3 separate regions of the Homo sapiens genome follow, and all the other regions are linked to region 1. The links are chromatin contacts, found by Hi-C or POLR2A ChIA-PET in ENCODE. All regions are on one chromosome and are shown on one strand. The core of a region is the stretch at or near the end of the contact, and the rest is flanking DNA. Distances in the headings are between cores, read along the strand shown. Region 1 holds the start of DNTTIP2 (deoxynucleotidyltransferase terminal interacting protein 2). Region 2 overlaps ABCA4 (ATP binding cassette subfamily A member 4). Region 3 overlaps ABCA4 (ATP binding cassette subfamily A member 4).

Evidence for each region. Hi-C counts contacts between places; a loop is a spot of excess contacts on that map. ChIA-PET counts read pairs that join two places held with the same protein, here RNA polymerase II (POLR2A). Pooled maps may share reads with other maps.
Region 2: a loop to region 1 is called in a map of gastrocnemius medialis, with 5 times the contacts of the local background. The contact joins the enhancer-like site here to the promoter of DNTTIP2 in region 1. A Hi-C loop is called at or near these places in 1 of 168 maps with a recorded cell type or tissue (gastrocnemius medialis) and 5 of 50 pooled maps. POLR2A ChIA-PET finds 5 or more read pairs at or near these places in 3 of 52 experiments (PC-9, WTC11 and activated naive CD4-positive, alpha-beta T cell).
Region 3: a loop to region 1 is called in a pooled map, with 5 times the contacts of the local background. The contact joins the enhancer-like site here to the promoter of DNTTIP2 in region 1. A Hi-C loop is called at or near these places in 1 of 168 maps with a recorded cell type or tissue (gastrocnemius medialis) and 6 of 50 pooled maps. POLR2A ChIA-PET finds 5 or more read pairs at or near these places in 3 of 52 experiments (GM10248, PC-9 and activated T-cell).

Annotation. Positions count from the first base shown.
Region 1 is chr1:93,877,098-93,880,708 of GRCh38, reverse strand. It overlaps DNTTIP2 (deoxynucleotidyltransferase terminal interacting protein 2), which reads left to right and starts at 1,503. Exons shown (of 7, transcript NM_014597.5): 1 at 1,503-1,632; 2 at 2,847-3,611. The coding sequence starts at 1,561. RefSeq lists enhancers at 681-1,496, 1,348-1,777.
Region 2 is chr1:94,015,959-94,018,917 of GRCh38, reverse strand. The region is part of intron 36 of ABCA4 (ATP binding cassette subfamily A member 4); the gene reads left to right. Among named protein-coding and RNA genes, the nearest start is that of ABCA4, 100 kb to the left of the region's middle. Within about 2 kb of position 1,282, at least 3 of the 41 ENCODE cell types and tissues checked have a DNase peak (open chromatin) inside an H3K27ac peak, as active enhancers do.
Region 3 is chr1:94,037,533-94,041,206 of GRCh38, reverse strand. It overlaps ABCA4 (ATP binding cassette subfamily A member 4), which reads left to right. Exons shown (of 50, transcript NM_000350.3): 24 at 1,080-1,164. Among named protein-coding and RNA genes, the nearest start is that of ABCA4, 82 kb to the left of the region's middle. RefSeq lists an enhancer at 3,376-3,674. Within about 2 kb of position 1,250, at least 12 of the 41 ENCODE cell types and tissues checked have a DNase peak (open chromatin) inside an H3K27ac peak, as active enhancers do; they include gastrocnemius medialis, where a contact is called at or near this core.

The DNA.
Region 1 (3,611 bases), core at 254-2,753:
GGCTTTTAACAAGGTGTTTCCATCAGGTGAAAAATCTAGAAGGCGGCTCTTGAGGGCTCATAGGGCAGCTCCACAAGTTGATTTTTCCATCTCACTGCTATGCCATCTCTAAAGCATGCCTTCATCCTTATGGCACAAACTTGCCGCCTGAAAACCAGCGAACCCAACTTTCCAGGAAGTAAAATGCACTTTAAAAGATCAGGAGGGCTGGGCGAGGTCGTTTAGGCCTATAATCCCAGCACTGTAATCCCAGCACTTTGAGAGGCCGAGGCGGGTGAATCACCTGAAGGCAGGAGTTCAAGACCAGCCTGCCCAACATGGTGAAACCCCGTCTCTACTAAAAATACAAAAAAAAAATTAGCCAGGAATGGTGGCGGGCGCCTGTAATCTCAGCTACTCAGGAGGCTGAAGCAGGAGAATCGCTTGAACCCGGGAGGCGGAGGTTGCAGTGACCCAAGATTGCGCCATTGCACTCCACCCTGGGCGACAGAGCAAGACTCCGTCTCCAAAAAAAAAAGTCAGGGACGGCCTCCTCTCTTTTAGATGCCGTCCCTAAAGACATGCACACAATTTATACCTAATTGGCTAAAACGTAGTCACATAGCCACATTTGGCTGCAAGAGAGACTATAAAATAAGCTATTTTAAGCTGGGAAGCAGTGTGTCCATCGACACAGTGTTCTGTGACTTTAAATAAAAAATTGGTTTTCTGTCATGAAGTAGAGACTAGGTTTGGTGAGGCACTCATTCATCCTTTCTCACCTCCAACAATAATTTGCGTTTACTTATTTTTTCAACCCCTTCCCATCCCCTCAAACATAGTTCTCTACCTTTTATCTCAAAAGATAACCAAAGAAACCTCTTGATTCTGGTCATACTCTTCCTTTCACTGTGACAATAACAACAACAACAACAACAACAAAACCTTATTCTTCTCCTTTACAATTTCTTTAACGTTTTTTTCTTTTCTGCTATTCCCAATCCCTAAACACCATCTCACGTTTAGATTATACAGCTTTCCACTTCGTCTCCCAGTTCCTGCGAGCACCTTATATCCCTTTTACCCCAACCAAGTCCTTAAATTTTATTTATAGTTAGCGTCACAATACACGAGTAAATATTGTCTTTCTTTAAAAAGCACAAATATCTCAAACTTCTCCCTTGGACATACCAATGGCTACATTAAGCTCTTTAGAACGTAGAAATGAAAGAACGCCTCCCGGGTTCAAACGATTCTACTAAACAAATGAAAGAACGAATGGCATGTAAGTGCGTTTTTACAATTCATGTGAACGGGTACGCTAAGACCCTCTGTCACTGCGGGCTTCGCCGCCCCGATGAAGGTCTTTCCCAGCAAAAATCTGGCTTGCCTTCTACAGCTCTGAAATGCACACTTAAACCCAGGCCCTTTGTCTCTGACCGCCCTGGCCTGAACTGGCTGGGCGGAGATTCTCGCGAATTCTCGGATCTGCGCGGAAAACGCGCTCGAGGCAGTTCTCTGACGCATTTCCGGAGCGCCAGGGAAGAGGGAAGTCGTGGTGGTCGCGAGGGAGCCGGAAAGATGGTGGTTACCAGATCTGCACGGGCTAAGGCCAGCATCCAAGCCGCGTCGGCTGAAAGTTCCGGGCAAAAGGTAGGAAATCCAGTCTTCCCTACTTCTCGCCGCTTCGCAGAGCCGCGCTCAGGCAGGCGGGGCGGCGCAAGGGTCCGGTTAAGGGTGAGGACCTGCCGACAGAGAGGACCCGAGCTTGCCGCGCGCTTGGGTCTCCCAGGCCCCGTGCTAAGCCTGTCACGGAAACTGTTTAGCCTTCACCACTGTCTCTTAAGGCAATTTTTAGTATGGAAGAGAGGTTAGATAACTTTATTTGGGTCGTTCAACTCCTTAATGCAGAAGCACAGTTCGAACTTTTAAACCTTACTGTTAACACGGTACCAAGGAGGGTTAATTTCGGCCACCATGCACAAGCCCCATTTAGGGGGGCTGGAAAAAAAGCTTCGTTTTCACGTGGGGAGGCTGGCAGCTGTCCAGCATCACCTCCTTAAGGCGTGAGGAGGGCTGTGGTGTCGTCGCCTGGTGACTCTTAGTGGCGTTAGTCGGCTGTCTCATTCTGACTCAGCGATGCAGGGAACGGAGCGGCGGCGATTTTTTCCTGTACGTAAAGGTAAGGGCGGCGACTGATTCCATCAGTGTGTTCCTAAACACATCGGTGTTCAGAGTTAATATTCCCTTTCTCCCCTCTTCTATAGGTGGGTCAGAATGTTGGTCTACCCATTATATTTGACTTTAAACAGAAAAATTTTAATCGTTCTGCTTCTGAAGTTACATCTAGGAAGGATGAGGCTAGTGAAGTAAATGCAGGGTTGGCTCCAGTGTTTAAATTTTGATTTTTTTGTTTGTTTGTTTTTGATTCGGAGTCTTGCTCTGTCGCCCAGGCTAGAGTGCAGTGGCGCAGCCTCGGCTCACTGCAACTTCTGCCTCCCGGATTCCAACAATTCTTCTGCCTCAGGCTCCTGAGTAGTTGGGATTACAGGTGCGCACCAACACGCCCCGCTAATTTTTTTACTTTGAGTAGAGATGGGGTTTCACTATGTTGGCCAAGCTGTCTCGAACTCCTGACCTCGTGATCCACCTGCCTCGGCCTCCCAGAGTGCTGGGATTACAGCCGTAAGCCACCGCGCCCGGCCAAATTTTGATTTTTTAAAAATCATGAGTTGGGCAGGTTTTTTTGTTTTTTGTTTTAAAGGTAATCTTGTTTACTGGGTTTTAGCTTTTGGGGTCAGTATTTCATTTGCTTTGCCCTTGTTCCAGCCCTACCTAAATTACAGTGTGTTTTCTCTGGTTTGCAGAGTTTTGCTGCTAATGGGATTCAAGCGCATCCAGAAAGTAGTACTGGATCTGATGCCCGAACTACTGCTGAATCACAGACCACTGGGAAGCAAAGTTTAATCCCTAGAACTCCTAAAGCTAGAAAGAGGAAGAGCAGAACTACAGGCTCACTACCAAAGGGGACTGAACCATCTACGGATGGAGAAACCTCTGAGGCAGAGTCAAATTATTCTGTGTCTGAGCACCATGATACCATTTTAAGGGTAACTAGGAGAAGGCAGATCTTAATTGCATGCTCCCCAGTGTCCAGTGTTAGGAAAAAGCCGAAAGTAACTCCAACAAAGGAGTCTTACACTGAAGAAATAGTGTCTGAAGCAGAATCTCATGTTTCAGGTATTTCTAGAATTGTGCTTCCTACAGAAAAAACTACAGGAGCCAGAAGAAGTAAGGCTAAATCTCTGACAGATCCAAGCCAAGAATCTCATACAGAAGCTATATCTGATGCTGAGACATCAAGCTCAGACATTTCATTCTCTGGAATTGCAACTAGAAGAACCAGGAGTATGCAGAGGAAATTAAAGGCACAAACTGAAAAGAAAGATAGTAAGATTGTACCAGGAAATGAGAAACAGATCGTGGGTACACCTGTGAATTCAGAGGATTCAGATACCAGACAAACTTCCCATTTACAAGCAAGATCTCTTTCTGAGATAAATAAGCCAAATTTCTATAATAATGACTTTGATGATGATTTCTCCCACAGAAGTTCAGAAAATATATTAACA
Region 2 (2,959 bases), core at 33-2,532, 140 kb before region 1:
TATTAGATTAACCACCGCTACAGGGAAAAATGAAGAAAAAATATTTATTAAATCAATAGCACACTACCACCTTCCTGACAACCAAGGTTGGTGGGGGTAGGGAGGGGTCAGGATAGCGTACCCTATTACAGGCTGCAGGGTCAAAGGAATTGGTAGTAAAGGCCTAGTTATAATGTAACAGGGATCATTATGACATCAACCCCAATTTATTCTAGGTGTCTTGAGTAGTAAAATCTCAACATTTTAAGACCAACATGAGCCTCCATTTCATGTGATGATAAGATATACCAACTGATGGAGACCAACACAAATGACCTTCTCATCCATGGTTTTTTAAAATGATGGTGAATATTGGAATTCCTGAAGATATGATTTCTATCTTACTCAGCTTAGTAAGCAGCTATCACTTAACAATACAAAACCAGAGATTATCAGTAGCAACTAAATTATTTCCTCTCTCTTCTGTCTACACGAGGAAACACTCATAAATGCACGGGGAGGAGGTCAGAACCTGAAAGCCTTTCTTTGGATAAGAGCATCAACTGCAGGTACCACATTGGCCCTGTGATGCTAATATAAAAGGAGCTAGGCCCACCGGTACCGAAAAGTTACTTAGAAAAGTGCGGAGGCTTTTAATTTTACTTTTTTTAAAAGATAAGAAATAGAATTTACACACTTGGGGCTGGCCCACGTGTTTCTGTGTGTGTGTATGTGTGCACGCACGCGCGTGTGCGCTTACAGGGATCTCTGAGCCTATGGAGAGAGATGTAGCTAGGATAGAGTGGACATCTGAGGTGGGAGGTGATACTAGCTGGCAGTCCAATGAAGGGGTAGAAGATGGTAGGCATCATGTTAGCAGGCTTTCTGATGCTCCAGAATTTTAAAGCTGGCCTGGAATCTCACCTCCGCGATCCATCATTTTGGAACTTAGGACCACCATTAGCCAGTGGCAAAAAAAAAGTTGAATGAAGGAACAAACAATTATTGCTTATGTAATTCACTTAGCACATATATGATGTTTTAAATTCTTATATGTGTCATCTATTTTTCTTTACTTTAAAATTTTGCAACAGTTACAGACTTATGGAAAAGTCACAAGTACAGTTGAAACCTTTTTTTCTTAGTCATTTGAAAGTAACTTCTCAGCAAGATGCCCCTTCTCATTTATTTCTCTCTTCCTGTCTCTCTCTCTCACACCCCTCAGCACGTCCGATGTATACTTCCTACAAACGAGGATACACCCCATACAACCACAACACAAACTGTCAACATGAGGAAACCAGCACTGATGTGTCATCACCACCTAATCCTCACACCCCACTCCTCTTTCGCCCATTGCCCCAGTGATGTCTTTCAGAAAAAAGGATCTAGCTCAGAATCATGCATGACATTTGATTGTGCTGTTTCTTTAGTCTCGTTCAGCCTGGAAGAGTTCCACAGTCTTTTGTTAACACTCATGGTCTTGACACTTTGAGGACTGCAGGCTGGTTATTTTGCAGAATGTCCCTTGGTCTGAGCTTGTCTGAGGTTTCCTCTTGCCCAGGTTGAGGGTGTGCATCTTGGCAGCAGTATCAGCAAACAGATGCTGTGTTCTCACTGCATCCTATCAGGTGGCTTCTGATTTCAATTTGCTCTGTTACTGATGATGTTCAATTCGGTCACTTAAGAAGGTGTCTGCTGAGCTTCTTCACTGTAAAATTACTCTTTTCCCCTTTATAATAAATACAAATTTCAGGTAGAGGCACTTCAAAGATATATAAATATCCTATTCATTATACAATTTTCCATTTATTCATCCATTTATTTATCTCTGTATGCAGTCATGGTTCATGTGTTAATCAATGGACTATGATCCAAGACTATCATTATTTATTTTGATATTCACATTATCCCCACTGTGGTCAGTGGGGGGCCGTTGAAGCTGGCTTCTGTATCGTCTTGACTTGGGTCCTCATGCCCCTGGACCTCCTCCATGCTCAATGGCACAGCAAGATATTCCAGGCTCATCCTTCCATTATCCCCATTCCTACCCTCTCCCCAAGAAGCCCTGGTTCCTGCCAGTGGGAAGTGGCCCTCAGAAGCCAAGGTCTGAGTGCTAGATATGTTCATTGCCTCTGGAGCACCATTGGTCCCAGGCCTTCTCAGTGATAGAACTAGGGAAGATATGGATGTACACACACAGGTATGCACACACCTCTATCTATAGTTCTCTATCTACCTATACAGTGAACACTATGAGCTCTCCAAAACCAACTCCACAGGGCTCATTCTAGTTTTTTTTCTTTCCACATCTGTAACTCCCTTCTCCAACAGTGAGACGCTGGCTTCTCTCACTCCCAACTCATTTATCTACCGGACCTATACACCTGAACAGTGCCCAACTCTGCCACCATCCCCTCCCCATGTGGATGCCGTCCTCTCCCTGCTCCAGCTGCCTCTGCTGCATGCAGGTCCTCCTCGTTCTGCTCTGGCTCTGATACCCTGCACCAGATCAGCCTCCTGTAAGGATATCTTTCTCATCCCGTTGAGGCCTCCACACCCCACGGCAGGTTGCCCCCTGAGGAAGCCCGTCTCTGGTTCTTGCCCTGCTCCTGATCACCATGGCTCCTCCCCTAACCCCACTGTTGCCGTCCCCTTTCTGTGCCCAGTATAGTGGCTGTAGGACTAAATTGTTTAAAAAGGGTATCATTATTTATTTGAGCTTTGTGAAGCCAAGAACTAGGCTTTAAGTTTTTCTGAATTCTGAAGACATGCTTAGAAAGAAGAATCAACAAAACTTTATGACCAAATAGAAAGAGTGAGAGACCAGGCAGAATTTTGTAATTGATCCTTTCAAAAGATACAAACTAAAGGTTCCCTTGGCAGGGAGGTAGGGCATGGGGTGGGGTAGGAGGACTAGTGACAGCTTAACATATGTTTGCCAACCAAGAACTGTTTAAAAAGCAAGTCGAATCAGAAT
Region 3 (3,674 bases), core at 1-2,500, 160 kb before region 1:
AGGTGTCTGCCCAGGGAAGGACCCTGGCCTGGGTGAGAAGGAGCACACAGCACGGGGCTGCCACTCCAGACATGGCTACTCACACAGGCTCTCGCCACCAGAATCAGTGTCTTTGTTCTGGGACCATTTGCAGAAGATTTCGATGAACACATTCTGAAGCCTCCTCCTACAGAGATGCTTTAGCCAAAATGAAACAACTAGCTTTAAATGGTCTGCAAGTATTACATGCCAGATTACACACCAGTTTGGTGCGGTTTGGTGCAACATAGAAGTGAGTGTCTTATTCTGTAAGGTTAGGCTGTTTTAAGAGCAATTGGTTGAGCTTCATTTCAACATTAATATTCCCTAATTAAACCTGAATTTCAGTGGTAAGTGAAAACTAAGAAGAGGCCTCCTTGGGTGCTATAACATAAAAATGATGAAGGCAAAAAGTACCAACCAGCAGAGACCACTTCAGCACATCAGGAGACCCAGTTTTATGTCTGTGCTGCGAAGTGAACAAACTGTGTCATCCTAGGCAAATTATTTAATTCCTCCTTTTTTTTAGTATTTTTTTCTTCTTCACATGGAACATGAAGCTAATGACCTCTGCTTCTATTTCTTAGGGATGTGAAGATAAGTGAGATAAAGTATTATAAATGTGCTCTGGGCTTCTTAAGAACAGGCATTGCTCACATTCAAATGGTCATGATTATGATATGGCAGCATTATTTATGCCTCTGGTTTAAGTGTCTGGCTGCCGCTGGGGTTTCCTATGTCCATCCACGGGGAGGGAGGCACAGAATGTCTCCCACAGGCAGAACCTACAGCTGCCACATAATTGATGACAAGCCAAAGGGACCCTTGGAGGTTCTGCTCCTCTCTGTGTGTGACTCACACACTCTCTAGGATAAAATCAAGCGACTACACCCTCAAAATGCTCAGATGAATTAACAGATTAAACAGTGAAGAAAAAAATGTGTTGACTACACTTGGCAGTGAGAAATAAATAAAGCGGGCGGTGACAGCAGCTGGCATCAGGGAGAGGCTGTCATGGAAGGGATGTGCATCTTGTCAGTCATCCCATCCATCTGTTGCAGGGGACCTGCAGCTGCTCGTCTAAGGGTTTCTCCACCACGTGTCCAGCCCACGTCGATGACCTAACTCCAGAACAAGTCCTGGATGGTAAGGACTGGACGGGCCATACTTGGGTTCCGTCTGGCAGCCATCTCCCAGTATTGCTGGGTGTGTCCTGTTGTGATGCATTTTAATGGGAGCAAAGAGAACACTGGGTACTTCTGCAGGTCACACAGTTGTTCTTTTGCTTTGAGCTTCTTTCTCCTCTTCCTTCTTCCTTCATTCCCAAAGGGATTTTAAAAGTCATGCACCTAAAGGCCCTCTCCCTTTAATGAGGAATACACTCTGTGCTCTTACCCTTAGTAAGCCATCATTCCTGGGGTCCCCCTGCCCTGGCTCCAGGCCACATTCCTTAGTGTCTGGGGAGAGCTTCTTCTACATGTGTGCCGTGGCGCCCTCTAGTGGAAGCATGGTGATGCACGGCTCTTCCAGTGAATTCGTGGAGTCAGAGATTGCACATGTGGATGGCAAGTCTGGAAATAGCATACACCCCTGTTATACTCCTGATTCTCCCCTCAGCTTCCCAATTTCCCAGTGATTCTCCCTTTAATTAGGATGCACTGAAGCTCTCAGGGGTGCCCCCATCTCCAAGGAGCTGCAGTGGAGAGGCTATCCCCTCTCTATGTGAGAGAATGTGTGAGAAGCGTATTCCCACACAGGAGCAAAACTAAACTTACGTACTGATGCAGGTTAATGAATGGGGAAAGTATCTGCTTATCAAAGAAAAGGCATATTTTTCTATTTAGCACAAACTTTTTCAAATGTTAAGAATTTACTAACTGAAATCTGGTGAAGCAAGAGAACCGGGCAATATTTGCGTTGTCTGATCATTACAACTGGAGGGAACATGCTCAGAGAGGCATCATCACTGTTCATGCACCTGCCCTCTCTTTACACTGAGAGACCCTGTGATGAACAGAAAACATCTTTTTAGGATGACATCTCTGGGTCTTTCTCCTAGCCTGCCTTGCTGTGGGTACCTATCTCCCTGCTCTCTGAACCTTGGTCAAGAAGTTTATATTTGTTTTAAATTGATACTAATATGTTAAGTTACTGTGATTTGCCAAAATCAGATTGGAAACAGGGCCTGCATGGCTGAATGATTCTTTTTTTTAAATTACTTTATTTCTAAATAAAGGTTTTCTTTGTATAGAATCGGGATGCTGTGAATGGTGGGAAATGCACTAAATAGTTATGCCCCAAATAAGAAAGGGAAAATCATTTGAATCCCCAGTTAGCTCCTTGAAAGTCTTTTCACTTAAACACACCCACATACCACACACACACTCACAGACCTCCCTCCCAGATGCCCAAAGCCCTGCTGACCTACAGAGCTACTTCTGGAAAGGCTGACACATGCCTAAGACACAATTCCTGGGAATCCAGCAGCTTTGGGTTCAATTTCCTTCCTAAAAGAACAATGAATATGACCCCTGGAGAGCTATTAGGGCAGAGCTGCTTCCTTAACGTAAAGGACTCTCCAGCCTCCGTATGAAGTCATCTCAGAGCTAAAGACAATCAAGTCCAACTTGCAGATTTGACATAAAGCAAGACTTCCAATCCGGCTAGGCAGAAGGATTTTGGTTGAAAACCATGAAATCCCTTCATATGGATCATTTTTTAAACAACAAAAAAAGAAAAGAACCTACTGGGTGTCCACAACTCTGAGAGCTGCTTTCTGAAGAGTCATGTTTTGAGTCCTGGAATCCCTCTCCCTTTGACCTGCCTCTCAAGACAATGTGCGAGAGAACTCTCTCTTCAAGTGCATGCAAGTGAGGTTTTCACAGTTAGATTTTTAATTTTAAAGTAATACACATTTGTACATAAAATTCAATTCTGACTGTATACATGTGTCAGATAAACAGTTGATACCTGACACTTGTTCACAGTCTATGATACGCACCGCATATCCTACCCTCTCCCCCAGCCTCTCTCCATGGCTTCTCAACCCCCCCTCTGCATTTCCTGTGACCTGAGGATTCAGTTTTGTTTGTGGAGGCAGGTGCAATCCCAAGAGAAACTGTGCAATCTTCTGAGAAGTTAGAGTAGGCATGTGTGTGTGATTTAGGGAAGGTACTTCTCACTCAGCTTGGTCACCGGTTCCAGGTTTGTGTCTTGGGCAAGTCCCCCATAGCTGGTGACAGACCAGAAAAATGAAAACAACTTTGACTTAGCCCTCAAGTTTTCAGTGAATGAGAATGAAAAACAACCATGAGTAAGAGATTTCTTACCGAGATGATGTAAAGGATAATAATAGCAGCCAGCACTCACCTATGTGCCAGGTATTTCTCTAACTGCTTTGTGTAGTTTGACTCATCCAGTCCTCAAAAACAACAATGAAGTGGATACCAGTATTTTCCCCTTTTCACAGATGAGGAAAGTCTAATGTGACCCACCCAACATAACATAGTTTGAGGGGACAGAGCATTTCGTTGAACAGAGGAGGAACTGGCACAGGAAAGTTGCATGACCCCCCCACCAACCTCCGCCCCCAGGTTGCACAGCTAGCTAGTCGGGAGGACTTTGCTTCCGTTTCCCTCTGCCTCTCAATGATGATC